Linked DNA regions of Homo sapiens: all the other regions are linked to region 2. A link is a loop called in an ENCODE intact Hi-C map of the cell type or tissue named here. Cell type or tissue: gastrocnemius medialis. All regions are shown on one strand. Links, peaks and the distances in the headings refer to the core of each region. The heading gives the core; the rest is flanking DNA.

Region 1 (8,000 bases), core at 1-8,000, 510 kb before region 2:
ATGAGAGAGCCATATACACAATCCTAGAGTGTAATCAGAAGAGTACCTAGAGCGTTACTATAAAGGCATCTCTCCTTTTCTCTCCTCCTATCCTAGATTATTCCTCTTTATAGGATTTATCACTAACTGAAATTATAGCATGTTTGTATATGCTGATTTCCTTGTGGTCTACCTTCTCCATCACAGCGTCTGCTCCATGAGGACTGCATCTAGGTTATTCACTACTAAATCCTTTGTGTCTCAAACAAGGTTGGCACACTGAGAGCCTGTAACATATACTAGTGGGATGAAAAAAAGAAATCAATCATGTCATGGTTCTTCAGCTAATGCCATATCAGATATTGTGCAAGAATTTAGAACCAGAGTGGGATAACTATCTCCTTAAACCTATCTTCCACTCCAAATTCCCATCTCCTTGTTTCCTCCGACTCTCAGATAGTGAGAAAAAGGAGGACCTGGGATGGAAAGAGAAAGAAGAGAAGGGGGGAAAGGAAGCGGAGAGGAAAGTAAAAAAACATTCAAAGCAAAATGTAAAAACTGTTTAGTTTTCCTGATATTTTATGTTCACTCTCTAATCCATATAGGAGAGGAGTCAGGCTCAGTAACTCATAATTGTCCTCTGTGACTACAGCAGTGCCAGGACAGAGTAGGCGCTCAACAAATATCACTGAAGGAACTGATGAATAAATAAATTAATGAATAAAAATTTGAGACTACAGTAGATTAACAATAGCAGATTTTACTGCCATGTATCTCTTGCCTCAGCTTTTAGAGTAAAAACAACTCCTCATTAAATTGTTTTAAAGGTACAAAGTGCTTTGCCATTAGTTGAAATTTTTGTCTGCTTTTGCCTGACTCTTCCTGATGAAAACATATAAAGGCTTGAATACAAAATAGCATGATATCACTATCACAGACTAATGTTAAGCATTCATTTTCCAGTACAATAAACAATGTACCAAAGATCGACCCCAATTTTTATACTCGTATTTCATTTCAAATCAGAACAGCATTTTTGAGAGTATTTTAATGACATACAAATTCCTAAAAATTAAACAAAATGAATTAGTAGATTAAATTCTTGAAAAGATAGCTTCAACTAAGCTCCTTAACAACAATTTCCTTGACTTTTGAAATTTAACGTCAAGCACACTGGAGTTTGAAATGGCTCCAGCATGACACGGCTCCAGCATGACAGCATGACATGGATCCAGCATGTCCCCAATTTTGTTTATGGGGACTCAAGTTAATTGTACAACTCATGTAGTGCTACAAAATAGTAGATACTTCAAAATAATCCATTAGCTTCTTGATCAGAGAAACGAACATACAAATATTTACCACATACACAAAATGCTCTATTAAGTCATTCATAAAGAAGTAATAAAACCATATAACAAGGCAGTATAAAACATGATCTCCATTTTGAAAAAAGATAAAATATTAAACAAGACATGCTATCCTAGAAACACTTTAGCTTTTTGGTATAAAATCCAACAAATTTCTTACTCCACTCTCCAGTCTTTGCCGTCAGACAAACTATATTAGACTAATCATTCATGTGCATTTTAAATGGTGCCACTTCACTGCTTAAGAATGCACAATGGTTTCTCGACAGCTTTTGTAAGATCAAATCTATATTCTTTAGCCCTCCATTATTTTGCCCCCAACTTCCATTCACCCTTTCATCCTCTTGTACCATTCTCTCAAATACTCTTCATAATATAAAGACTTACACTGACATCTACAAGGATGTACCTGCTGCTGGGGTCAGAAGATTGTGGAAGCCTTGGCAGAAAAGGCTTCTGAACATAAACAGAAAAGCAATGATACACATGATGCAAATGCACCCAGAAAATCCCATTACTGCTCCCAGGACCAGGAGACAGGGGATGTGGTATTAGAGGATTTTCTATGTTGGTATGAAAGGAAATGTTCCCTCAACTTTCTCATTCATATATAAAATGAATTTTAAAAAATAAATGAATCCCAGGCAAGAAAGACTATGTGTGTTCACTCCCTGGTTTTCTTCAAAATGCAAGATGCGTGGTATTTACATACACTTACAGCTATGCATAATGAATGTGATGGAATTTATTAGCACAGCCACAAATACAGGGCTTTGAAAGGAAACCAAGAGTAGGACATGAATTGTTCCTGTAATATAATATGGCGCTCCTTTCAATTTTTCCCCACCTAGAGCTTCACACATAGTTTACAACGATTCTGGCAAAGGTAGGGTATTTCAACACAATGAAACATAACTAAATAACTTGGAACCAAATGCTGTCATTCAGTGAAGCTATATTCCATCCCCAGAGTAAATGACGTAAGTAACCTTCTGGACTGAAAATGACAAACCAAACAATGCTTTCTGAAAATTTCTCATTCATCATTATGAAACTTTTTTTTTCCCTCGTACCCATCTCCCACACAGAAGTTGGTTCCCATAACACTCACAATTTCTTGTAAGTGTTATTACTTAGTCTAAAAGGTTGCAAAGCACAGGGCATTTTTCCATCCATTACAATATAAACTCATAAACTCCCCAAGCAAGTAACTGAATTTTACCAGTGTGTATGTGTGTGTGTGTGTGTTCAGAAGTAACGCCAGGAACCTGGTCTCTGTTAAGGTCCTTAAACTCCCATGGACTGGCCAGGGAGCACTTTACCAGCACTGGCCCAGACATTAGCCAAAGGCAGAAAGGGGAGGGAAAGACATGAGGGAGGAAGACAAAGAAAGGGAGGCAAAGCAGACACAAAAATTTAAGACAGGAAATTTAGATTATCAAGAGACAGCACTCTGTTTACGCCTCAAATGGGTCATACATCTAACAGTTACAGATAGTCACAAAATGGTTTAATACTGAATAACTGTAATATAAAAGCAGTATTAGCATGAATCCAGTGGTTGCTCTGAAAACAAGATATAGTTAATAATGTTTTATTTCACATGAAAATGCCTTCACATATTATGCAAATTTGAAACTTAAACCTCAAAAAAACACAGCAGAAATGGTGAATTCTGTCAGCATGGTAATGTATTTTATACACAGTTTTGGCTAAGTGTGACAGAATAATACTATCTGATGCTGATGTTTATTTCCTTCTCGCCTAAGCAAAGCAGCTCTAGTCTATGGAGAAGTCAAGGACTTAGGCTCCTTCTCCCATCCCTGTTCCATCACCCTCCTTCACATGGTTGAGATGACTCATAACCCTGTTCACATTCTAGCCAGCAGGGAGCAGGAAAAAGGGGAATGAGCGGGCATGTGGCTTCCCTTTAAGGGCATGATCTAGAAGCTGCACAGCTCACTTCTACTCACATCCAATTCATCAAAACTTGCTCACAGGGCCACATCAGCAACATGTGAACCCAGGAAATGCTATCTTTACTATGGATGGATAACAATGGGGAAATATATAATGATAGGAAAGGGACAAAATGGATTTTGGAGGCAATTAGCAATCTTTAATACAGATGTCAAAGGAAACGACAAAACAATTTTCATTAAATATTAAATGCTGTTTCACTGAGTGGACTAAACTAAGTTAGAATAAGATTTTTAATTTTTGTCTTTTCTTAAAGGAGAAAATATTAAGATAGACGCCAAAATACTTGAAAGTTAAGATTATATGAAATACTAAACATTTTCTAAACTAACAAAATAAGTATCTTTTCAAATTTTAGTTCCACACATTTTTTTAGCATAAAATAGAAAAGAAATAAATATGCACTAATAAGTTTAAATAATTTCACTCTTGACCCTAGGGCAAAATACTATCTTTCCTTGAGTCATATATTTGTAAGAGAGATGATTATACATAAAATATAAACTGAAATAATTTTACAAATAAACTTTATTTTTCAAACACAACCTACTCGATTTTAACAAGAAACTGTAGGTCTAAGGAGCTCAGCCCTGAGTCCAGAAAGGTCAAAGGAAGTTTTATACAACGTTCTCTTGGGACATTTCATGACATCACCTACAAAGACAGTTCAAGAAGGTGAGAAAACATTTTAACCACAGTGGAACAGAAGCTTCTAGGGAACCTCTATACCACATTTCTAGACCAGAATATTTAACATATATAATTTGCCACAATTCTTTTTAAGTTACAGTCTTTCTTCTTCCTAAATACAAAAAAAAAAAAATTCATTAACAATCAATTTTGTTTTTTTAATCCCCTGTCCTCCCATGTAATGAATGCTGATGAGATCCTGAAATATTCCCCAAAGTAATGAAAAAAAATTAAAAATGCCCAGTTCATATAGCTCCTAAAATATGCCTCCTTTTAGGAAATACAAGTTACTTTTCTAATCTGGTTTTGTAGCTTATGAAAAAAATAAACATTCTTGAATACACAGGTAAAATAAACGTAACGAATACTGTTTGTCTTTCCATAAAGATGTTTTGTCACAGTAAAGGCAAGAAGATCAACTCTCACACACAAAACTGCAGCTATCAGCTGGGTGTGGTGACTCATGCCTGTGATCTTGACGCTTTGGGAGGCCAAGGCAGGAGAAATGCCTGAGCCCAGGAGTTCAAGACCAGCCTAGGCAACATGGCGAGACCCTGTCTCTACAAAAAATTTAAAAATCAGCCAGGCATAGTGGCATGTACCTGTAGTCCCACCTACTTGGGAGCCTACTTGGAGACTGAGGCAGGAGGATGGCTCAACCTAGTAAGTACAGGCTGCAGTGAGCTGTGTTCATGCCACCACACCATAGCCAGAGCGACACAGCAAGACCGTCCCAAAAAAAAAAAAAAAAAAAAAAAAAAAAAAAAAAACCAAACTGCAGCTATCTTCATAATAATGGAGGAAGATTTCTTCCAAAATCAAATTTTTCTATTTTTCTTCTACATTATTATACTTTTGAAACATTTCTTTATATTTCTAGTTAATTATCCTACTGCAAGAGAAATTCTTGCTATTGAAAGCCATGATAAGAAGTGTAAATCATCTATTACATATATTTGAAGTGGTATCTTCAAATAGTTTTAATTTAAGGGGATATCTCATTTCATATGTAATTAGTCAGCACATGTATAAACCCAAGGATCCCAACTGTCAGATGTATTTTATTTGCTTCCCTTTTCACTAGAATTCTTACTCTGGGGAATTCCAATGCCTTAGGTGTTATAAATGAGAACAAAGAAGAAGGAGTGATGCAGAGTTATCACACTTTCTACCTCCTCCCCTGCCCCTGCCCCAGTAATGCATTGCTGCCAACATCAAAACATCTTGGAAGGCTGTCCAGGGTATCGTTACCTTACAAATCCCCATGAACCATGATGAGAAAAGCCTACTATTAATAAATAAATAAAGCCACGTAATAGGTGTCCAAAATTGCCTAATAAGATTGCCCATTGTTTATATGACAGACATTTAGATCCTTGTACTCTGTACTTAATTTCCTACCAGAAGCAATATTTCCTATCAAAGACTTTTCCTTTGTTGTATGTAATAATTTCCCCTGACTCAGCACTATAAGGATCTGAATGTTTTTCTTCTGTTACAGGAAGCGTTGGTAACCCGGATACAGAATCAATCTTATAAAGCATCATATAACAAGAAAGATCAGTCAGACTTAGTCATGAAAGACAGGAGCCAGATTAAAAACTAGGTATTTTTTGTTGTTGTCTTAAAAGACCAATTTCTGTATCTAAAAGTTTGTTTCCAATAAATAAGTAAATAATTTACAGTCTAATATTAAGTTGTAAAGTTTAAAAACAGTAAAAATCTGTTTATATAATTTCAGAAACAGAGCCATTATCAAGTAAGAAAGTAAGACACATGCCATGTAATGGAAAGCTTATCTAAAGAGTAGCCTAATGTGAAGTACAATGTCTACTTCTCCTTCAATTAAAGCACAATGAACCAAAAACCACCAAATTTATGTCAAACTCTGTTCTCAAAAGTTGGTCAATTCATTCATTCAGATATTAACTGATTGCACATTGTCCATATAGCATGTAGTCTAGTGTAAATATAAAACATGGGAAGCACCAAAATTATAATTCAGTGACACCAAACTTCTAAGTGACTAGAACTTAGCTGAGGAGACACGGCTGACATGAAATATCCAAAATGCAAAACCTTGTCATTTAAATACGAAATTGCATGGTAACCAGAGTAACTTCCTTTCTTGTTTTATTTTTTCTGATATATACTTCCCCCAAACCAGACCATACACATAACCATGTTCATGGTTGAAAAATCAGAAGAGCAGAAGAGAAAAAGTGTAAAAATGAAAACACAATCCTTCAATTCCTCCACTCCTGAGATATCCAGCACCAAAGAACCACAATACAATATGCTTTCACATATTGTATTCTAAGCTAGGCGTATACTCCCATTCCTTTAAAATATCTTCCATGACATCTTTTCCTGCCTGTATCTCCTACCTGAGCATTAGCTTGGGGAATAGCTCAAATACATTTCCCCATTGAAAGGATGGGGATCTCCAGGTGGGCTCAGACCGCCAGGCGGGCTCAAATGCCATCCTCCGTGATTCCTGAAAATTGTGAGCTTCCCTCAAGTAGAAATGAGAACCTGAAGCATCAAGATAGAACTGTCTCTACACCACCAACTACAATGTTCTGACAAAAAGTAAAAGCTAAAAAATGCTCAAGTTCTAGCACTTGATTATTCAGAAAATGCTTCAAGAATGAGAACTTCAATTATACTTTGAAAGACAGTTAAAATTTGTTGGGGGAGAAAATAAATCATCAGAAAATATTCACAATACTAACTGTGACAACCTATTTGATAGGATGGTCAAAAAAGACCCATCTAAGGAGGTGATATTTATGCTTAGATCTTTATCCCTCCCCTGAAAATATGTAGAATCAAAAGAAAAACTTTTCAGGAAGGCAAAGCAATTTGAGGAGGCAACAAGTAGAACATACCTCAGAACTGAAATTAGACAAGTGAGGCTGAAGTTTAAATGTTATTCAAGAGTAAGCAAGAAAGTCACACATTATGTTTTTTAAATTATTTCCAATTAAGGGAACCAAATAAAAATACACAGAGGGATACTGAACAGTTAAGAAAAGAAGGTTGCAGCCAAAATGCTAGTCAAAGTAGTTTCAGGTTGATACAACAGGAAATTTTAAAAAAAAATTTAATTATATTAAATAGAGCTGGCATAATATAATTATTAAAGCAATGGATGAAAATTCTTTAAAGAAGGTATAAGGTAATGCCCGAATACTACTCACCTATTTGATGAAAACAGATGTGTACCATAAAAAGATTCCCATATACAATATACGACCCATATACAACTAAGAAACTACCCCAACAGCACCTCTGTTATAGCAATTTTGAAATTTTAATGTCCACTAAGAAGAAAATATAACATGAATCAGGATAAATAACAAACATCAGGTTCCAATTATGTGCTTCTCAGTAAAACTTTTAAATATGCTAATCTTCAGCAGTTAATGGACAACAAATAACGTGGAAAGTGGTTTTACTTGTAACTCTGATACTTCAGTTATATACAAAAACAGATTCTAGATGCTGATTCTAATTATGGATCAGCAGGCAAAAGAATGATGCATGTGGCTGTAAGACCCTTTTCATCCTTTTTAAAATGTCACATGAAAATACAATCCACAGCTGATTAAAATAAATACCTCTCAACCATACCAGATTGACAGGTCCAGCTTAAGTTTCTCTGGCTTTATCACTATTAAATTTCTTTTTCCATCTCCAGAAAGAAAACAAAACTGAACAAAACAAAAACGAACCATCAAAGCTCTTGTCCATATAAAGGTCTAACAATGCCTGCCAAGTTTTATGGTGCTCACTAAATAGGATGTAGCTCAAGATGAGTGCATTATCTATCCTTCATTCCTTCAATCTGTATTGAGTACCTACACCGTGTTGGAAATGAAGTAGGCACTGTGGTGACAGTGGTGAAGAAAACGAAGAAACAGAAACTGTGACAAGTACTGGAAAGAACACAGCAGAATACCATGAGATAAAATAATG
Region 2 (10,749 bases), core at 1,130-9,129:
GGACATAAACATTTAGAACACTGCAGGCTTGTTTTCTGCAAAGCAAAATGTGTAGGTGGTTCATATCTTCCCATCGCTGCTATCACCTCCATGTATAAATGACTTAGCCTTGTGGCAAAACTCTAATTCTATCCACCATGAAATGTTTCTTCTAGTATATATAAAAGAAACTCTAGAATATTCCTGTTCATTTTTAATGGAATGAAAATAATTTACATGAACTTAGGATACTTTTTCAACTCTCTATAGCCACATAAAACTGGCCAAATCAGCTCATGCCCTTTAGGAAATAAGAGAACAAGATAGATGAAAATCAAACCAATAAATGTGTTGTGAAATTATATATATGGAAATTAAGTAGGGAGATCTAGACAGTAATTTCCTAAACACACCATTTTTAGACTTAGTATTTCTTATAGACATCACCTTTTCTTTTTCTTGTGGTTGGAAGAAAATTAAAATTGAAAGAGCAAGCTTTATGTTCACATTTTTAAGAATGCATTTGGAAAAGAAAACAAACAAAAATTTTGATTTTTTTTAAAGTGGGATTAAGTTAAGGTATGTCAACTGGGAGTGGACAGGAAGTTGAATTATTGATATTGGCTTGGCAATCCTTGAATAGTGGATTCAAGGAATGAACAATATCATCTTTCAACAGCCTCAAAAAAAGACCCAGATGACCTGATGGAGAAAAAGACTATATCAAACTTAAAATATGTTCTGCCATGTTTATTTGAATTCACTGCAACTACTGAGCTACAAACATGTGGACAAGTAGACAACTAGAAATCTGAAAGGAAACTGAACTTACTTCAAAGGAGGATCAGTAGGAGAGTACAAAGAATGTAAATCAGCACTTGTTGGGGAACTAAATGCTAGAACCAATGCTAGTCACTTTACATTCAAGTGACATTTAAAAGTCACAATAATGCTACAGGTTATGTATTATGGTTCCTATTTGAGATGAGAAAATAGAGGCTCAGAGATTGTAAATAATTTGCCACAAATCACATAACTTGTCAATCGTGATGGCGTTTAGTATTTCATGACATCATGCCAGAGAAACAATAGACCCCAGTATATATGAGTTCTTTTAATGCTATGTAGACATAGGTGGCAATTTGCTGTCATATTAGGAAGATAAAAAGTAGGGATTTTTTTATTTGCTTTAAGTTTTCTTATGTCTCCTGGTAAATAATATTATTTCTACTCCAGAAACCACAAAGAATTCTTGACTGTTCCTTAAGAGTCCAAGTAAGTTTTAGGTGAACACACTTCTTTTGATCTTTCCAGTATTAATACAAATTACTCATCCTGAAAGATCAATAATTATTGGCTTTTTTTTTTAGTTCCTAGGTCTGTGTTTCATGATGAGTCAATATGATGTGTTAGCACAGCACCATGAAAATGATGTGAAATGGCATCAGGGACTCGTGACTGATGGCCAGAAACCTAGCCAATTATGGGAAAAATTTTTTTCTCAAGAAGTCAGGAAAAGAAATGTCACCTTACATGCCAGAAGAAAACATCATGCTTCTTTGAAAGAAACTCATCCTAACAAAGCATTATTGAGTCATTGATGCCAGCTCAAAGCCTCATGCAGAAATCTAGTATGATGTTCCTTGTCCTTTTAGTTTTGGGACAAATGACCCAAATACATTCTCATAATTATCACGCTGATACAATTATGGTTTCCATAAACTCTCTTGTTCTTTTTTTTTTTTTTTTTCTTTTTTTGACAGAGTCTCATTCTGTTGCCCAGGCTGGAGTGCAGTGGCGTGATCTCGGCTCACTGCAACCTCCGCCTCCTGGGTTCACGCCAGTCTCCTGCCTCAGCCTCCCGAGTAGCTGGGGCTACAGGCGCCCGCCACCAAGCCTGGCTATTTTTTTTTGTATTTTCAGTGGAGATGGGGTTTCACCGTGCTAGCCAGGATGGTCTCGATCTCCTGACCTTGTGATCCGCCCGCCTCAGCCTCCCAAAGTGCTGGGATTACAGGCGTGAACACCGCGCCTGGTGGTTCTCTCTTGTTCTTATGTTTAATGAGTGTCAACAAATGCTACTGGAAGCAACAACTCTTCCTCATTAAACAAATGGCATCTTTCCAATCATTTAATTTGTAAAGTGTGAATTTCTCCTGAAGCAGATCTCTTCTCTTTCTCCAACCTGCACTTACGTCATGGCTCAGTCATTCAAAACTGTTACTAAAAATTTATACTCAGAGTCAAAGGCAGTGTATGTTTTACAGCATACACAACATCTAAAAGGGACAATATAATCTAAATATTTTCTATTACTCTATTAATATTGCTAGGTTTTCTCACTCATCCTATTATAGATCAGAAAAATAACAAGCTTATTTTCCCATCCTTGACTAGTTTTCTTCCTGTCACTTATCTGTGCTTTCATTCATTGGAAACATAGTTATCAAACACCAGATAGAAGTGTGCCAATCACCATCCCAGTCCCTGGGAGCCCAGACAAGAAGGAACTCTGCATGTCAGAGTCTCATACTCCAGTTAGGTAGACAAATACCCAAACAGACAATTACCAAGCACGTGTATGCACACTACAAACCAATGGCAGGAACCCCAACTATTGTTTTTCTGGAGGAGATAACATACTGAATTTTGATGAAATTAACATTTAAATTTTTACCTGGAGATAAATTTTTACCAACAGGGGTTTCCGAGATGAGTTCTCCCCAAACTATTTGCGACGTGGTGAAGAACCAATCGTTTTGTTTGTCTATTTTGTTTTGTTTATCTAACCCATTGCGGGATGCCACTTTCATACAATACAATAAAAATATCTCAGCAATATCAAATTGCTGTGGCATTATGTACTTATCTCACTAAGATCTGTAACCAGTGGTTTCCTGACTGACATTAGCCCACAGAGCCAAATTTGAGTACTGCGAACTTTGTTTACCAGGCTCAGAAACATAAGTTGCAATACATGGCTTTATTTCAGTGGCATGGAGAGGACAAGCTGAAGAATTTCCAGCTGTTCCCTCCTCCTCCAGAAATAGTATTATCTAACAATTCCATAGCTCTTGCTGTGAGACAGGCACTCTTCACCACAAGCTCTGAATATCAGTGTCCCCATTTCACAGATAAAGATACTGAGATCACACAGCAAGGAAATGCCGGAAGTGGGATACAAACCTAGAAACTCCAGTTCTGATCACTAAGCTATGCCACAGGGTGAGGGCATGACCTGACCATTTGGAGGGAGGTTTCCTCTCTTCAAATGAGAAGCCCAATTTTATCTTTCTGATTTTCACAGAATATATTTATTCCCATGAAAGTGTGAGTTGTGTGCTTAAGTGAAAAGGAGTGGCATTATAATAGCGAGTAATTTTTCTTTCTTTTTTTTTTTTGAGACGGAGTTTTGCTCTTGTTGCCCAGGCTGGAGTGCAATGGCACGATCTCGGCTCACTGCAACCTCCACCTCCCAGGTTCAAGTGATTCTCCTGCCTCAGTCTCCCAAGTAGCTGGGATTACAGGCGTGCGCCACCACGCCTGGCTAATTTTGTATTTTTAGTAGAGACGGGGTTTCGCCACATTGGCCAGGCTGGTTTCAAACCCCTGACCTCAGGTGATCCACCTGCCTCAGGCTCCCAAAGTGCTGGGATTATAGGCATGAGCCACCACACCAGGCCAATAGTGAACAATTTTTCTAAAATGAAAGATTTACTGTCCAAGTAGGTTGATGAACTAAAGTCATTCAAATAATATTTAGTTTCTTCACCAAGTGTGCCAGTATGCTGTGGGAGTACAATGTTCATATGAACATGCAGAAGAGGCATTTCCTGTCCTTTGCGATAGTTTTGTGTGTCAACTGGGCTATTGTTATTTAATCAAACACTATTCTAGATGTTGCTGTGACCACGTATTTTGTAGATGCGGTTGACTTTGAGTAATGATGACCCTTAATAATGTGGGTATGACTCGTTCAATCAGTTAGAAGGCCTTTAGAGTAAGACTGAGGTTTCCTTAAAGTGGAAGAAATTCTGCCTCAAGACTGCAACGTCAGCTCTTGCCTGAGAATTTCCAGCCTACTGGCCTGCCATACAAGTTTTGGACTTGCCAGCCCTCACAAGTGCATAAGCCAATTTCCTGAAACAAATATCTTTGTATAAATATATGTAAGTGTGCATATATACACACACACACATACACAACTGGTTCTGTTTTGCTGAAGAACACAATCCAACCTGGTTATAACATAACTTATTTAATTTTCTTAAACACTATTAAGATATCTGTTAGGAAGTCTTCCATATATATATGTGTGTGTGTATATATATATATATGTATACACACATATATTAAATTCAACTTAAAGCTTTTTATATTCTCTTTATATCTTCTTTAAATTTAATTTTTAATGACAAAATTGTCTTCTCATGCTCAGAAAAAAAACAGGATAAATTCTAGGTTTGAAACTCAGTTCTACATTTTAACCTGTGCTGACGACTTTAAGATACTCAACTTGTACCTGTTCATTAATATTTTTATTTAGAAAATAAATAGAACTAATATGTCTATATTACTAAGTTATAAAAAAGGATTAGATTCTCTTTTTTTGGTACCTCAATTTTCTCCTCTGTTTAATAGCAATAAAACTTGTCAACTTTCTGCCTTAGAAAAATATATTTTTTTAAATACCCAAATATTCAGAGAAAAGTTATAAATGCATAGGAAAAAGCACCATTTATATTCAAATAATTACTAAACGTTTTTAAAAATCTGATACACACAAAAAATGTGAAAGTAAACACAGTCAATTGTTTTATCACTGTTATAATTAATGATTTTTTAAATAATTAAAACTTCAAACCTTCAGGATTTGTACAGTGAATTTGTATTGCACTTTAGGTTTTATAATTTAAAGATAATTTTTTGGAAAGTAAATTGCAAAAACTATATCATTTTCTTTATCTTAATTTAAAAAGTCAGCCATCAATGGCCAGACACCAATCTTGGTGTGTATACTTTTGAAGTTATCCTGTTCACTCTGGAAAGATTTATATCAAATACCTTCTAAGGTGAAAAGTTATTTATAGATTATTGAAAGTATGTGTGACAGAAGACTTTTTAGTAAAATACAAATTATTCCAATAGTTAAGAACAGTTATTACTTTAGTGAAATATAATATACTCTCTCTTTTAAAATTCTTGCCCTGATTTTCTATGCCTCAATCCCTTTGTTCCATCTTTTTTATTGTTCCATTGAAATCAGTGAAGGAGAATGATTAATCTTATCCAAATGAAGCTCCAGAAGTGTACATGGCTGTACCAGACATCTGGTGTGTTAACTATCAGCAGATCGGCCCTACAGCAGCTGATGACAGCAGACAGGAGTCTAAAACAGGAGCATCCACCTCAGGTCTTATTTATAATGCAAGAGTCAGTGATGAAGCGCACATGCTGCCTTGAAATGGCACAGCTGTGAAAAGACGCAGCCTCGGGCTGCTGCGAAATGGCATTAGATGTTATTTAGCAGCCCTTCCCAAGCACTTACCTAATAGAGGCATGTGCACTATTTCCCAGACTGAACAATAGGGGCACACCGAGAGAAAAACCTCTAGTGGAAAGGATTCAAAACTGGGTCTAAGAAATATCCATGCATCTATCGGTGGATAGTGTTAGATAAAAAAATTTGTTGTTGTTACAGAGGATTATATAAATAATTTTAAAGTTTTGTGTTTTTAACATTTTAAAATAGTTTTTCTTCTTTTATTATTAAAAAATCTGCTGAAATATCTCCCAGGGATATTGCTTTTCTGGGTTTATTTCGGAAAGTCCCACCAGTGGAAAAGCAGCAAACTGAAAGTCCGATTCCACATATCTTTTTATTACTGCTGACTACAGACTTCTTCAGATAGTAGCAGTTAAAGTTCAAAACTGTAATTTCCCCCAGCAAATAGGAATTGGAAGTCTAGAGAGTTAATAGTGCTTTTTCATGAAAACCCAACTCTGTGATCTAATTTCAGATTGCAGGAAATATGCCAACTCTAGTGGCTAATTAGAGTTGTTCATTGAAAATTATTTGTATCCAGCCTTTAATCCCTTACAGCAAAGTATATTGACGACGTTGGCAGCATAAACATTGGCAGCATGAATGTTAGATTTTTAGGAAAGAGTACAAGAAAAAATGGTTGCATTTGGATTATGCGGTTTCCTTGGCTGAAAAATTTTCAGACGACAAGATGCTAATTTCGGCTAAATTTGGTGACAGTTCGCATTTTCCACTTAAATACTGGAGCCTTTTTTTTGAGAGAGGGCTTTAATAGGAATATATTTCTCTCACATATCTCCACATTGAAGAATAATTCTGGGATAGACTGGCATTTGCTTTGCTAGTTAAGATTTTACTAGATTCATTAAATTCAGATTGTTTTAGGATTAAACTGAAAACCTCTTCCTTTGTTGCCACAGTTATACCCATCTGGGGTTTAATCCTATTTTTCCAAGGGACATCTAACTCTAATGTAAATTACATGAAGCCAGAGAGTTTTTATCTAATTGGTTGACTGCTGTAACCTGAGAGCCCACTGCAGGACTTGGCACATAGATTCGGTACCCACCATATATTCATTAAGTGAATGATTGAAAGAATGAATGATATTTAGTCTCAAGTGAGGGAGAGAATGAGACTGTATTTAGATCAACTGGTAAGCCTAAATACTTGGTGTCAAAGTAGTTCACTCCAGCAATGCCAGGAACATTTGGATCCCAACCACACCCTGTGTTCCATCCCTTCTTCCTCCTTGCTTTTACTGCCGCTATTTTAATAAAACAGTTTTATTTGATCTTTTTACAAGTGAAAGAGTTGGGCAGAGCTTAATGAATGACCTTTATATCATATTGACTGTAGGAAAATTAAGAAAACTTAATTTCCCCCACAATATCATGGCCCTAAGCTAGGATTTTTAAAAATAAAGAGCAGCTTTAAATCATACAGAACATCAATTGCGTCTAAAAGTGACCCTTAATAAAACAACAATAATAAAAATTAAAAGAACAACAACATATGTAGTCAGCAAATTTTGTCTTCAGGACTCTATGCCTCCACTTTTTTCTTTCGTCATACTTTGCCCAAAGGCACTCAGTTTCTCCACTTCATGTCATCCTCCTCTCCCAGAAGAAAATTTTATAATTCATTCACTTTGAATTATTAATGAGACTTAATCTGTTGCTATCCAGAGGTATTACAATTTTAAATAAAAAATCCATTTCTAATCGTGTAAGAGTATTTGAGGCATTAAGAGGCTAACTGAGAAGCCCTGAAATCATATGATCCATTCCCTATATAATATTAATGAATATTAGTTAGCAATAAAACTCATGGGCTAGTAGTAGAGGCAAATTGGTAAAAATAATTCTAAATTTCTATAATTAGTGTGAATAACATAAGTATGTATCATGTGATTGTTTCAAAGGGGGGTGATCAGTTTGCCTGAGCACTCTGGAAGAATCATTATTTCACAAATCAGCCTTTTTAAAAATAATTGGATAGGTTTAATAATTTTTTTAAAATGTATCCTCTTGTTGAATTGAAGACTGTTTTAATGTTCTTTACACATTAGCCAAGTACTGGCCACTGGAGTGGAAAAAACCTCAGATGTTTTAGGTAGGTAGGTTTTTCTTCTTCTTCTTTAAGAACTGCTTATTTCCTCAACATTCAACAAGCTATATCCTTGTCTAATTTTAACTACTCCCCTTTCCACTAGACGCCATGGACTTCCAAGCATCTGTTCTAACTTAGTAAGGTTCTATCTAACATGGTAGCAGCTGACAAGAGGTAGTGAATTTGCCTCTAATAATGAGTGGACTATCACTCACTTGGTAGGTCCTCTGCCCGACTTCATTATTAGATGTGAAGTTTAATTAGGGGCTGAAGAAGTATAATTTCAAACACAGAACTCCTTTTAGAATAAAGACGCAGGTCACTGTCTACTTGCAGCTACCACAATCTATGTCTGCAATGGACTGGAATTTCTGAAAGGAAGGGCATAGCACTAAGCAGGCTGCTGAGGTGTTTTAATCCCTAAAATTCCAGTGGAAAGGTCACCATAAATGCCAAACATAACAGGACTTTAGTGACCATGAAACTCCCCTGAGAAATCCAGATAAGAAACAAATGATTAGTAGAGATTTAAAACAATGATAATACAGAATGCTGGTGAGAAGGATGCATGATTACATCTCTTGGTGGATTCAGCCTTCTGGAAGGTGATTTGGCAATGTGTGAATAATCTGAATGATCTAAATACCAGCCTGGACAATATAGCAAGACCTTGTCTCTAAGAATAAAAAAAAAAAAAATTACCCAGGCATGGTGGTATGTGCCTGTGGTCCCAGCTACTCAGGAGGCTGAGGCAAGAGGATCACTTGAGCCTGTCCAGTTGAGGCTGCAGTAAGCTTTAATCGCACCACTGCATTCCAGCCCAGGTAACAGAGTGAGATCTAGCCTCAAAAAAAAAAAAAAAAAAAAAAAAAAAAAAGTCTGAACATGTGCACGTACTTTGATCCAGAAATACCTTAAGCATAATCGGAGATGTATGTAAAAGTTTCCCTTATAAGTATGCTTATAGCAGCATAAGTTTAAATATTGGCATATATTTGATCATAGAAAGTTGCTTAAATTAAATTAATTTGCTTATCCATGTGACTGGATATGACAGAGTCACTGAGAATCATACTATAGAATAATGAATGACATGGGAAATGGTACTTATTAAATATTAATGGAAAGAAACAGGTCACAAAAATTATGCATTGTGACATGATTTAAATAATGTAAAGTACATGTATGTATGTAAGAGTAGGGGAAACTCAAAGTATTGACGTACCATACAGCAAAATGTAAAATATCTGATCCCTTAGCTATAGAGATGAGACTTTTTTTTTACTTTTTTCTTCATACTTTTCTAGAAATTCATATTTTCTATTATGATGAACCATAAGAAGTTACCGTTAACTGACTATAAATGGCCATTTTATAAGGTTCAAGCTCATGAGCTGAATATAAATATTTTTATAATAAAAATAATAATTTTGGTTTATTAAAGAAATGATCTTCCTGCCACACAGGCTGAGATATTAGTCTTTCATCTGTAATAGGTTGCAGTCAGGTTAGCTAAAAATCAGCAAAGTTCTTGTTTTCCAGCACCTTTTCTGTTCACTCCAGTGTGTATGCAGAAAGACAATAATATTCTAGGTGTGTTGTGAACCAAAAACATTCGATAAACACCGGTTGATCAAGAAAACATTTTCATGTTCCCTTTTATGACAGGGAGGGTGGTGTGGGAAAAACCAAGAGATTTTATTATTTTGTCTGGGAAGAGGCCCATATGTATGAGTTCCCTTTGTAAAGGAAACTGTGACACCAAAAAGGTATTGCTTTACCCTTGCACCAGTAGATTTTCCCAGCTTCTATCTTTAACAGGGAAAGCCAGGCTCATAAAATGAGATTGAAATATAAAACTTTCTTTCCACACATGCACCCACCGTCTAACCTCAATCACTCTGATTTGCAGTCTCTCACTTCACCAGTAATCACTGCCATCCTAACTATGGAGTGGTTGAGCCAAGCTGTGGGATTGTGGCATTAGATTTGCAAGGCTCTAGAAGTGTGTCGTAAGATAAACATAACATTGCTAAAGCCCTGAATCGGATCATATGACTCCTTAAGACTTCAAGGAGGGAACATACCACCTATCAAATGGCATGGCTCAAAAAGGCATAGCTTAGTAGGTTAATTTACTTTTCCTTTTACTGGATGACTAGTGCAGCTGGTAGGTTTTGGGCAATCAGCTAAACTTAGAATTGTGGTCAATAGACAGACATTCTCTGCTGAAAGTCTTGGCTGTGAGTACGGATTCACACTGGAATAAATTGTCTGAACTTTAACTACACAGAGAATTGGGCAACTTGTCCACAGATATTTAGAAAAGAGTTGGAAGAATCCTTGAGGTTTTCCACTCCAACTGGCCACCCAGTGAAAAAAAATCTCCATTAAAGCATACTTGATGGATGGTGTCAGTCAGTCTCTGCCCGAATGCACAGAAAGTTCAACTACTCTATGAGTCAACCTTTTCCATTGTTGGAGTTAGAAAAGGCTTCCATATTAGGGAGCTGGTATCTCCCTTGTTGTTGGTTTTTATATGGTCCTGGTGCTGCCCTCTAAAGCAGAAAATGTTTACTTCCCCTTTCACGTGATAGACTTTTAAATACTTGAAGGCAACAACAATAGGTTAAATCTTAATTAATAAACAAAATGAGAAGACTTGAGAAACAAAGAATAAATGCCAGCAAAAAACATGCTCACATTAAATGGAAACAAAGGCTATATTTGCTTTTTAAAATAAACTTTTTAAAGAATAGTTTTAAATTTACAGAAACATTGAGACAATAGTGTTCCCATATACTTCCACTTATTACACACCCAGTTTTCTATATTATTAACATCTTGCATTGGTATGGTACATTAGTTACAATTAATGAACCAATATGAGTACATGATTATTAACTAAATCTATACTTCATTCGATTTTCTTAGTTGTTACCTAACGTCCTTTTGCTCTTCCAGGATCTTATTCTGGATGGCCTGAATTAAGCACTACATTTAATCTCCATATTTCTTTAGGTTCCTATTGGCTGAAGAGTTCTTTACTTTCCTTGATTTTGCTATTGTTGATGGTTTTCAGGAGTACGGGTCAGGAATTTTGCAGGATGTTC
Region 3 (10,749 bases), core at 1,585-9,584, 130 kb before region 2:
AATCAAGTGCCAAATCCACCTTGTAGGGTGATATTGTTTGGATCTATGCCCCACCCAAATCTCATGATCAATTGTAATCTCGTGTTGGAGGTGGGGCCTGGTGGAATTCATGATTGGATCTTGGAAGCAGTTTCTCATGAATAGCTTATCATCCCCTCAGTGCTGTTCTCACGATTATGAGTGAGTGAGTTATCGTGAGATCTGGTTGTTTAAAAGTGTGTAGTATCTCCCCACTGTCTTCCTCCTGTTCCAGCCATGTTACATGTGCCTGCTTCCCCTTCACCTTCCACCATGATTTTAACTTTCTCGAGGCTTCCCCAGAAGCAGAAGCTGCTACGCTTCCTGTACGGCTTGCAGAACTATAAGCCAATTAAACCTCTTTTCTTTATAAATTACCCTATCTCAGGTATTTCTTTACAGCAATGCTAGAATGGACTAACACACAGGGCCACAAATTTTTAACTCCAATTCTATAAATAAGTATAATCTTATATCTAAACATCAGTATTAAAATAGACTTTTGTTGAATTTTAGTGTAAATACGTTTATTTCAAATAAAATGAAATCACATATATTCTTATGTTTCTTTACCCATATATTGAAAATTTTGTGGCTTTTTTTCTAACCATTTATTATCCATAATAATAGTATAACTCAAGGATTAAATTAGTGTAGGGCCCTGATTGCAGGCAACAGCTGTTATATCAGGTTGTCTCTGGTCATTAGATTTGGCTTATTGATTACTCAGGGATACTTCTCATACACCTGTACTTCTTACACATTTATAGTAGCCCAGCAGTCACTACATAATGGGACCATTCTTGACACTTAGCTTTTTTTCTGCCTCTGCTTCACTCTGTGTTTGGATCTACTATCCTTCCATCTTGCTACTTCTGCTTAATCGTGGCTTTACTGCCTCGTAGCATCTACCTACCCTCTTCCTGGGTATTTTTCAGTTTTATGATATTCATATGCCTGTACTTGTGCATGTACATGTACATGTGTGTATCTAATTCTAAGGATATGAGAGTAGAAATGTTTTAATCTGTTAATCATCATTTTGGTAGTAATTATGCCAGCACATACAAATAGCTATTTATAACTTAGGCCCTCGCCTCAACGCCATTCAGTGGATATCATAATGATAGTATCTGTATGTAAAGAATGATCTGCTATTGCTTTTACCAGAATAAATCTGAGGCTGTGGTGAGCACTCATGGCCATGACCTGTCTAATATAGTAGCATTTATATATTTCATGAATTCTAAACATTTTACAAGTTGATAGGGCCATGCTATGTAACCTACATAATTTATGGAAAATTCTACTTTGTCTCCTAGATGTCCTTGAAGTTAGAAGCACTTAGGAAAACTTTTGCTTTGAGTGCATTGTATAGGACCACATTAACAGGTAAGTAATTAGATATCTACTGATCCTGTTCATTTGAGTTAATGCAGCTCTTGCTAGAAACTGAATTCCTGACTGTCAAGTCCATTGCATTTGACATACTAGTATATATACCACCCTCTCTAATTTTATTAAGTACAGTTTTAATAAATTAAGATAGTTTATGTTTATGGAAATGATAATAATACATTACATTGGTAGTAGTTCATTCTACCTTGGAGAGAAAAAGTAAACAAATGAATATATAAATGAAACAATTATTTTATAAAGCTTTAGAGAGCCTAAGCCTGTAATTCTATATTAATTTGTGATTACAAATCTGTAAAAATGAATTAAAAGTTATGGAGAAGTCCAATAACAAATAAAACAATCTTCTGTAGGAGAAATGCTGAACAATTACAATTTGTTGCCTGAAAAGGTAAAAGTCAACTTCATAAAAATGGAGCAGGGCAAACATAATGAATATAGATTATTTGCCAAATCCCACAAGTACAACTTGTTCAAATGATGTTATCCAAACAGTGGATACAGATTAGAAACATGTGTAAGTTGAAAAAGGTTTTGGTAATTTTCTGGAAGGTAAAATAATTGAAGATGATGCAAGGATGTTTGAAATTATACATATATAGTAAATTTCTGATTTTGATTTTAAAAACTGTTCTGAGTATAAAAATAACACATTGTCATTGTAAGAAATAGAATTGTAGAAAATAAACACAGAAGTAAAATTAAAATAACCTACTCTCAAGTGTAATTACTTCCAGGCATACACACACACACACACACACACACACACACAGATTCACACATAATATATATATGAAATTAAATATATAATTTTGAATCTTTTAAAAATTCAACATGACACCATAATTTTTCTGTTATCGAAAAATACTCCTTATAAATATATTTTTAATCTCACCATATTTCAATAGAGTGTAACTTTTTGATAAATTTCATAGTTTTTGATTATGAAACTAATCTTTTTATGTTTGTCATTGATTTATATTCATTTTGTGAGAATTGTTTATTCATAAAATTATTCTTGTTTTCCACTGGTCATCATCAATAATTTTTTAGAATATTATAGTTTCAGATCATAGAAAAAAATTCGACATCTCATAAAATTTTGGACCACTGAAACAACTCTGCACTGAAAAGATGTGGTAGGATAAAATCTGACTGAGGGAAGTTAATACATACACACACACACACACACACACACACACACACACACACATACATGCTGTATTAGGGTTCTCTAGAGACCAAACAAAACCAATAGAATATATGAACACATACAGAAAGAGATTTATTATGAAAGATTAGCTCACTTGATCGTGGAAGCTAGGAAGGCCAATGATCTGCTGTCTGAAAGCTGGGGGCTCAGGAAAGATGGTGATATAGTTCTAGTCTAAGCAGGGAGTCAGTGGTATAAGTCCAGTTCAAACCTGAAGGCCCAAGAACAAGGAGCAGGAAGTCCTAGGGCAGGAGAAGATAGATGTCCTAGATCAATCAGAGACAGCAAATTATCCCTTGCTCCATTTTTTGTTCTACTGCGGCCCTCAATAAATTAAGTGATGCCCATCTTCATGGGTGAGAGCAATCTTCTTTACTTAGTCTACTGATTCAAACGTTAATCTATTCTAGAAACACTCTCACAGACACATCAAGAAATAACGTTTTACTAGCTATCTGGGCAACCTTTAGCCCAGTCAAGTTGACACATGAAATTAACCATCTCTCTTTCACACACACACACACACACACACACACACACACACTCATATCGAATATTTAAGGAAACAGAAAAGTCAACTTCTCTGACTCACTGTTGTAATATATTTCACATTCATCAAAGCACCCTTTCGTGTCAACTTCCTTCCAGGTAATTTTAGCAAATGCTGGTGGTACCCTGTTCATATTCCCTTATTTCTTTGAAGCTTCCCCCATCCACTATGGCTTTCTATTTCTCTCTCTGCATAAAAGTTTTGTATATCCTTTGAGCCTTCTTTGTCCGTACAGAGGAGTCAAACCAGAAATGCCAGGGAGTTAATGCTCCATGAGTAACCTTCAGGCAATGAGAAACAAGAGCTCATGTATAACATTCCAGCTTCCTCTCTCCTTAGTGAGAAAATTATGTTTTGTTTTATGCACTGTTTCACAGGGTCCCTTCATGCAGAACTTCTCACAGACAATGGGTAACTCCATTTATTGATGCACTTTTTATTGGTCCTCTTCTCTTCTGTGCTTTACTTCTGTACCCTCTCATTGTATTTTCCTCAAATAAACTACTTACACCCAAAATCTTGTCTAAGGGTCTCCTTTTGCAAGAACCAAATTAAGATAGTCGTAAATAATAAAAGATGGTGGGGTTTTTCTTTCTTTCTTTCTTTCTTTTTTTTTTGAGACAGAGTCTAGCTGTGACACCCAGGCTGGAGTGCAATGGTGGGATCTTGGCTCACTGCAACCTCCACCTCCCTGGTTCAAGTTTTTCTCCTGCCTCAGCCTCGCAAGTAGCTGGGATTACAGGGACGTGCCATCATGCCCAGCTAATTTTTGTATTTTTAGTAGAGACGGGGTTTCACCATGTTGGTCAGGCTGGTCTCGAACGCCTGACCTCGGGTGATCCACCTGCGACAGCCTCCCAAAGTGCTGGGATTACAGGCCTGAGGGACCGTGCCCGGCCAAGATGGTGGGTTTTTCGGGCCGGAAGCAGTGGCTCACGCCTGTAATCCCAGCACTTTGGGAGGTCAGGAGATCAAGACCATCTGGCTAACACAGTGAAACCCCGTCTCTACTAAAAATACAAAAAATTAACCAGGAGTGGTGGCGGGTGGCTGTATTCCCAGCTACTCAGAGGCTGAGGCAGGAGAATGGCGTGAACCCGGAAGGCGGAGCTTGCAGTCAGCCGAGATAGCGCCACTGCACTCCAGCACGACCTACAGAGTGAGACTCTGTCTCAAAAAAAAAAAAAAAAAAAAAAAAAAAAAAAAAAAGAATAGGTCTTTGGAGAGAACTGGAAGTTTTAGACCGTCAAATTTAATGCACAAAGAACTACCTACCTGTGGCTTTATTATTGTTATTTTTTTCATCATTATTTTTATCAGGACTTTTTTTTTCACTGCTCATCCCTCCCCTGATGCTGATGTAATGAGGCAGCCTAGTGCTTACGAAGGAGACCTGAAATAGGAATATACAGATGCACATTTACCCTGTCTCTATCGCCTAAATTTTCAGCCTCAGTTTCATCATCTATAAAATAGATGTAAAATACTTGCTTTTCTAGCCTTCTAAGCTTTCTGCAAGACTTAAATTGGATTAGAAAGAGTGTTTTCTATGCAATAGTTTAGGAGCTGACAAGAACTGATATCAAGTTTATGCTTGAGCTTTAATCTCCAACTCACATGTCCTTTGCTGTTAATGTGTTTATGCATTTGGTAACTTTACCTAACATCCTTTAGAGTACCATGTGTTGAACTTCAGGACTTGAACTCTATGAACGTTATTTATATTCTGCTATAGATGCACAAGAGACCAAACAGTTAACAATCACTGGTTGTTAACTGGTGCTGAGAGAAAAGTTCACTTTGTGTTTTCCTCATGGGCATCTTTGCAGCAGTAAGAGCTTCAACTACAGTTCTCCCCCAAAGGAACCTGTCTAAAACCTGAACTCTTCTTATAATACTTGATCAATCAGGAAGTTCGAAACACACAGTTCTTCGACTTAAGAGCGGCTAGGGGAAGAGCTCTGTTAACCACACCATTGTGGAGCCGGAAATTCTTGCTTCCTCTAGAAGCAGCCATCTGGAATCACTATTACTAAAGCAGAGAGATCCAATTACAAGTATATATTTGTCAGGGAAACGCCTGACAGCTTTTAAAGGAAACTCTATTCTATGGTGCCAAGGCCTGGCCAGGTTTACCTGCGGAAAATAAGTCAGATACAAAGGCATGATCTGTACCGCAGAAACGAAAAGGAAGGAGAAATGGAAATAAAATAGACCTCTATTTTTATTATTCAGATTGTTTTTATATAGAATGATACGTTTACCATGTTTTTAAAAAGATTATAGAATATGTTTTCTTCCGTAGCAGAGAGGGAGCAATCAAGCTCAAATTACAAAGCGAGGAAAAAGATGAAAGTTTAGAAACCCTTAGAACTTTGCTAATGTACAGACAGAAGCTGAGGAAGGCTGAAATACAGGAAATAATGATTACTATTTGTGTTCTCTTTCATAGTTTCCACTTTGGTTAAACTAACTGGAAGGAAACAAATGATTAGGTTACTTGTGTCATCACTTACATCAGTCGTTGTATTTTTGAAAAAAAAAAAAAAAAACAATAAAAACCCAACACATCATTACCGTTTCCCATTCAAGGAGAATGGGAATCATTGCTGTATCTTATTCCATGTCACAAGCTGAATAGTTTTGTTGCAAAGACAGGGGAATATTGAAATAAGCATAATAGTTTAATCATAGAAGTGGTTGTGAATTTTTTTTTGGAGACCAGAGGTTATAGATCACAGTAAACAAAATATCATCTACGGAACTCTCTCTTCATTCCCACCTTTGTTCCTCTCTGTTCCCCTGAATGAATGCTCAGAGTATCATAAGGATCATCATTACAAATGCACAATCTTTTGTATGGAATTTTCATTTTTTTCTTTATGAAGTATTCTCATCCTTTCAAAGAGAGCCCTGATCAAGCCCTTTTTAAAAACAAACAAAATAGAAATAGTGTTGAGTATCTGCCATGTGCTAACCATCAGGCTGGACATCATATCCATTAACTTACATTCATGTAAATTAGTGGTTATTACTTGGTTTCCTTTTCCCTCTATTCCCTTCCTACTTAGAGTGTGCAGCACAAACTTTAGCACTTAACTGTGGCATCTCTATTGTTTAATTTTTTCTAGGCTGAGTGTGGTGGCTCACACCTGCAATTCCTGCACTTTGGGAGGTGAGGTGGGCAGATGGTTTGAGCTCAGGAGTTCCAGACCAGCCTAGGCAACCTAGTAAGACCTCATCTTTACAAATAAATTCAAAAATTAGCCAGGTGTGGTGGCACACGCCTCTAGTCCCAGCTATTCAGGAGGCTGAGGTAGGAGGATCTCTTGAGCCCAGGAAGTGGAGGTTGCAGTGAGTAGAGATGGTGCCACTACACTCCAGCCTTGGTGACACAGCGAGACCCTGTCTCAAATAATAATAATAATAATAATTGCTTCCAGTGGATTTATCTTTGTTCCAAACAGGGTTTTGAACTTATTTTGAAGACTGAGACATTGTGTAATATCGAGTAGAGGCTTACTAAATGTTTCTAGAAGGTTACATCTCAGGTATAATACACTATAATTCAATGTGACTTCAGGCCATTCTTAACATTAAGGAAGCTTGATTTTCAGTAACCAGGAAATGAAAATGACATAGGCTAATACATATAAAAATCTCACTGTCAGCTGTATGACTTCAGTATGACATATAACCTCACTGCTTTTTGGCCCAATGTTATTGGATCAATGGAAAGGAAAAATTGTGGCATCCAAAAGAATGAGCTCCTGCTTCATAGGCATGACTGTGCAAAGAAGAAAAATCTGTAATCATTCTAAAGATATCAGTATAAGGGATAAACCAGTGATTTTAAAGTCATCCATATAAAGGGCTACTTTCCCCTGCCTCTTTCCAATCCATTCTGGATTAATGTTTTTGTAAAATACTTTAAAAATAAATTACCAGAAAAATGGAATAAAACGGAGAAATACAAAATATATATCCTAGTTTTTTTACTCTCAGATTCAACAAAGTTACGCTGCCAAATTGCTATGACTGCTTGTTCTAAATTTATAACTGACTTTGTTTCTGACTTGTAGCACATAATTTGTGGAGCAACACCATTCCGCAGACCCACATTTTAAGAAGTACTGGTGTAAATCATAATCTTATCTTGGGAACAGTTGCTTACTAAATACCAAAACAAACAGAAATCATAATCATTTTGCAGGGGAACTCTTCTGCTGGCCAGAGAAATAAACTTAAGGTAGAAAAGACTTGACTAACCGATTCTCTTTGTTTTTCTTTTATCTTTTTTTATCACCTTTGTTTTATGTAAGTAATTTTTTTTTTTTACATTTCACTTTCTTAATAGTATTCAAGTCTTGGGAACATAGTTCTTGCAGATAATTTTTCATATTTCCTTGTTTCTGGTATTCTTAATAAGCAATCTCTAATTAGCTCCTGTGTTTTTATTTTATTATGTGTTACAGGACTGTATATAAATCTTATTTTATATTAAGTGCTTCCTAAGGCTTTCAAGAGTCAGTTACTTCAAAAGAGGCTTTTCTAACCACTGGTAACAATGATATTACTAAGTGGTTTTCTTTGAATAATAACCATTACTTTCTTTGAAGTTAATGCCAAACTTAATTTTAAAAAATGATATAAACATGTATAAATTCAACAAAGAAAAAAGGGAGAATGAAATAAATTTTATTAACAAATACCTCGTTTGTTTAGCATTCATTTCTCCAATATAGATGCATACCTATAATAAATCAAACAATAACATTAAGTCTTAACATTGCCATCTGCTGGGAATGTCAGTGCAGTGATACATACTAGAGGTAACATGATGAATTTGTAGTAGCTAAAATCATTTAAGTGAAAAACGTAATTGTTTTTCACTATATAATTCCTAGTTTGATTAACTTTTCTTTCAAAAAATCTGAACTAAAGGAGAAGAAAAGTAAGAAAAATTTGCTCAGTTACTTTGAGGTATTAGAGAGAGTTTTATATATTTTCTCTCAAACATTATTTTATCCCTTGGAGACTGAGAGAGAATTTTTCTTCATGCTTTACCTACAGGGGCACAAATTCCATATAGCTTACTTTACTTTCTTAGGTGCTAAGGAAGATGTGAACAGGGCAGAAAGACAGCCAAGAGTTACCTTTGTATATGTTTTCACTGGTTGTTTTATTTCTCCTTATATATATTCAAAGTTAAAAATTCACTATAACAATGACTTTAATAGTTTCTACAAATGTTGACTGCCTAAGTGGAATGTAAGGCATGCAATTTGTAACTTTAAACAATTAAAATTGTAGTGGTAACTTCTTGTTTCACTATTATTAGACCATGAGAAAAAAATGCCCATTTGACTTTTATTGTCCACGTCAACATGCAGTATTTCAATAGCCATAAAAAAACCAAATGTATTGGAATATACATATAATTAATGTACTGTATTTGAAGAGATTTTAGTGGTCATTAAAGATGTCAAAAGCATGTACAAGGTACAAAGGAATCAGGGATATGGCAAAGATGAAAACATCAATAATATCCCTGAGTTCATGTCCTTGGAAGTCCATCAAAAGCATTCAAATTTTTTTATCCTACTGAATATACAATTATATGAGCCTTAAAGATTAAAAGAAAGCTCATGGCGTTTAGGTAGAAAGTTAGCCAGCAAGAACCAGTTTTCTAGAAAAACCCATTACCTTCTATTAGGTAGAAAAACAAGAAGAATGGTGAATTGCTGTTTGTTTTCTCCTCATGCTTCGAGCATGAGCAGGAGCAAGGCCTTTCAATGACTGAGAAATGTCAATCGATCAATAGGCGATGAATAGAAAACAAGAACATAAAAACAAATCATAATAACATGAATTCCAGGTAAGTCTCTAGTGAGGCATTTAAACATATTGCAATATGCTGAGAATTTCCAATTTGCTAATATTTTCCCTAGTTTATATATTTTCTTTTATAATAACACATCAATAGTGTTTCAGGTTTGATTTATGAAGGAAGCCAAAAATAATATAATTCGGGGTGAGTACAACTGACGTTTATCATCCCTTGAGAGATATGATGGGAACACTCTTGTGGCAACACTAAGTCATCTTTGTGCTCTTCACATAAAGATGAAGATTACATCAGAGAGTAGAAATTAGGTATTTTCCTTTCTACTAATGCTCTTTGCAGTGTTACGCTGAAAGATTTTGGGAGGAAACAGGCTATTGTCACTGGTACAGATCTTCATTTTAAAGACCATCTTGTCACTGTTTTAGAACACTGAACAGGTCTAGATGAACTTTAAAGGATATTTCTAACTTTGATTCTAAAAGTAAACATTACAAATTATTTTTTCGATTGAAGTAAACAACTACAAATCACATCCAAACATTATTTAATCCCCCAGAATGACTCAGTACAGGATCTATTTGTTGAAGGTAAATATGAAAATTTTGCTTGAAACTTTTGCATAATCACATATTTTGAAAAGTAAGAAGTTATTTTCACAAAAGAAAAGAAACAGACATAAGCATGATATGCGTGAATGGATAATAACTGTTTTGTTTTGAGTATAGTCTATTATTTGTAATGGCAAGTTTACAATTTCCTACATGATATATGACATTCTGAGTAGTATCATTTAAATATGTAATTTAAGGTTGCATGGAGGAATATGTTCACCTACCGAAATTGAGACTGGAGGGAAAAGTTGACTAGTTTATTTTTAGCTGCTGTTTAACATGCCAGAAACAGAGCTAGTTGCCTAACATATATGGTTTCATTTAATCGGCCACTGCTTTTGGAGACAGGCAACTTTGTGAAGTAGAAAGAATGCTAGGGAAAGGTAATAAGAAAATCTGGGTTCCAGTTTGTGTGCAGGCATGGGTGAAGTTGAATGGAGTTAGTAGACTTCAAGAAATAGTGAAGCCGTTTTATCAAGTAGGTCATCTAGGTAGAAATGGAAAGTACTCAGGATGACAGAATCCTTAGAAACTAGTTTATGATCTCTACTTCCAAGTTGCATGATACCATGTAAGTGAGATAAATTATGAGACATGATTCATGTATTTCAATAAATATAAATGAGACTCCAGGAAATCGATAAATGGTAGTAAAAAGGAAAATAGAACTGTATGCATTTTCAGTCAGTGCAATGGAAATACTTGGAAGGAAGTAATTGAGTCAAGAACATGAAAAATAAGAATACCATGATAGGAGGGGCACTGAGATAATAACCAGACAAAATCCCGAAATAATGGAAATGTGAAAATGATTTTCAACCAGAACTGCTGAAAACTACCTTCGCTGCAGGTGTCCAGAGAACTGTTCAATGCTCGAGGATAGCATTGGTGTAAGGTTGCTGAGGCTAGTAGAAATTTAGCTCAGGCATCTTTGCAGGGGGTGTGTGGCCCTGTGCAAGTTGAGATCTGAATGGATTCTAAGGTCCAGTGAAAAAGGAAGCCTGTGACTGGGTTGCAAACTGCTGAAAATTGCACAGGATGGATCTTGGAAGAATCTGAGAGCTCTAGCAGTTGATATTTTGCTCTGTTCAGA

Evidence for each region. Peaks named below come from ENCODE experiments on the same cell type or tissue, not always from the same donor. Only the 100,000 strongest peaks of a DNase experiment are listed, where the experiment ranks them.
Region 1: a loop joins it to region 2, with 2.7 times the contacts of the local background. A loop is called at or near these places in 2 of 110 quality-filtered maps.
Region 3: a loop joins it to region 2, with 2.6 times the contacts of the local background. A loop is called at or near these places in 2 of 110 quality-filtered maps.

Annotation. Positions count from the first base shown.
Region 1 is chr3:105,824,913-105,832,912 of GRCh38, forward strand. The region is part of intron 3 of CBLB (Cbl proto-oncogene B); the gene reads right to left. Among named protein-coding and RNA genes, the nearest start is that of CBLB, 40 kb to the right of the region's middle. RefSeq lists a silencer at 4,042-4,091. In gastrocnemius medialis, for the core only: no CTCF peak of the experiment used is centred there; a DNase peak (open chromatin) is centred at 3,229; H3K27ac peaks cover 397 bases.
Region 2 is chr3:106,335,854-106,346,602 of GRCh38, forward strand. No RefSeq gene overlaps it. Among named protein-coding and RNA genes, the nearest start is that of CBLB, 470 kb to the left of the region's middle. In gastrocnemius medialis, for the core only: no CTCF peak of the experiment used is centred there; DNase peaks (open chromatin) are centred at 5,398 and 6,732; H3K4me3 peaks cover 1,189 bases; H3K27ac peaks cover 4,149 bases.
Region 3 is chr3:106,201,174-106,211,922 of GRCh38, forward strand. No RefSeq gene overlaps it. Among named protein-coding and RNA genes, the nearest start is that of CBLB, 340 kb to the left of the region's middle. In gastrocnemius medialis, for the core only: no CTCF peak of the experiment used is centred there; no DNase peak of the experiment used is centred there; H3K4me3 peaks cover 637 bases; H3K27ac peaks cover 824 bases.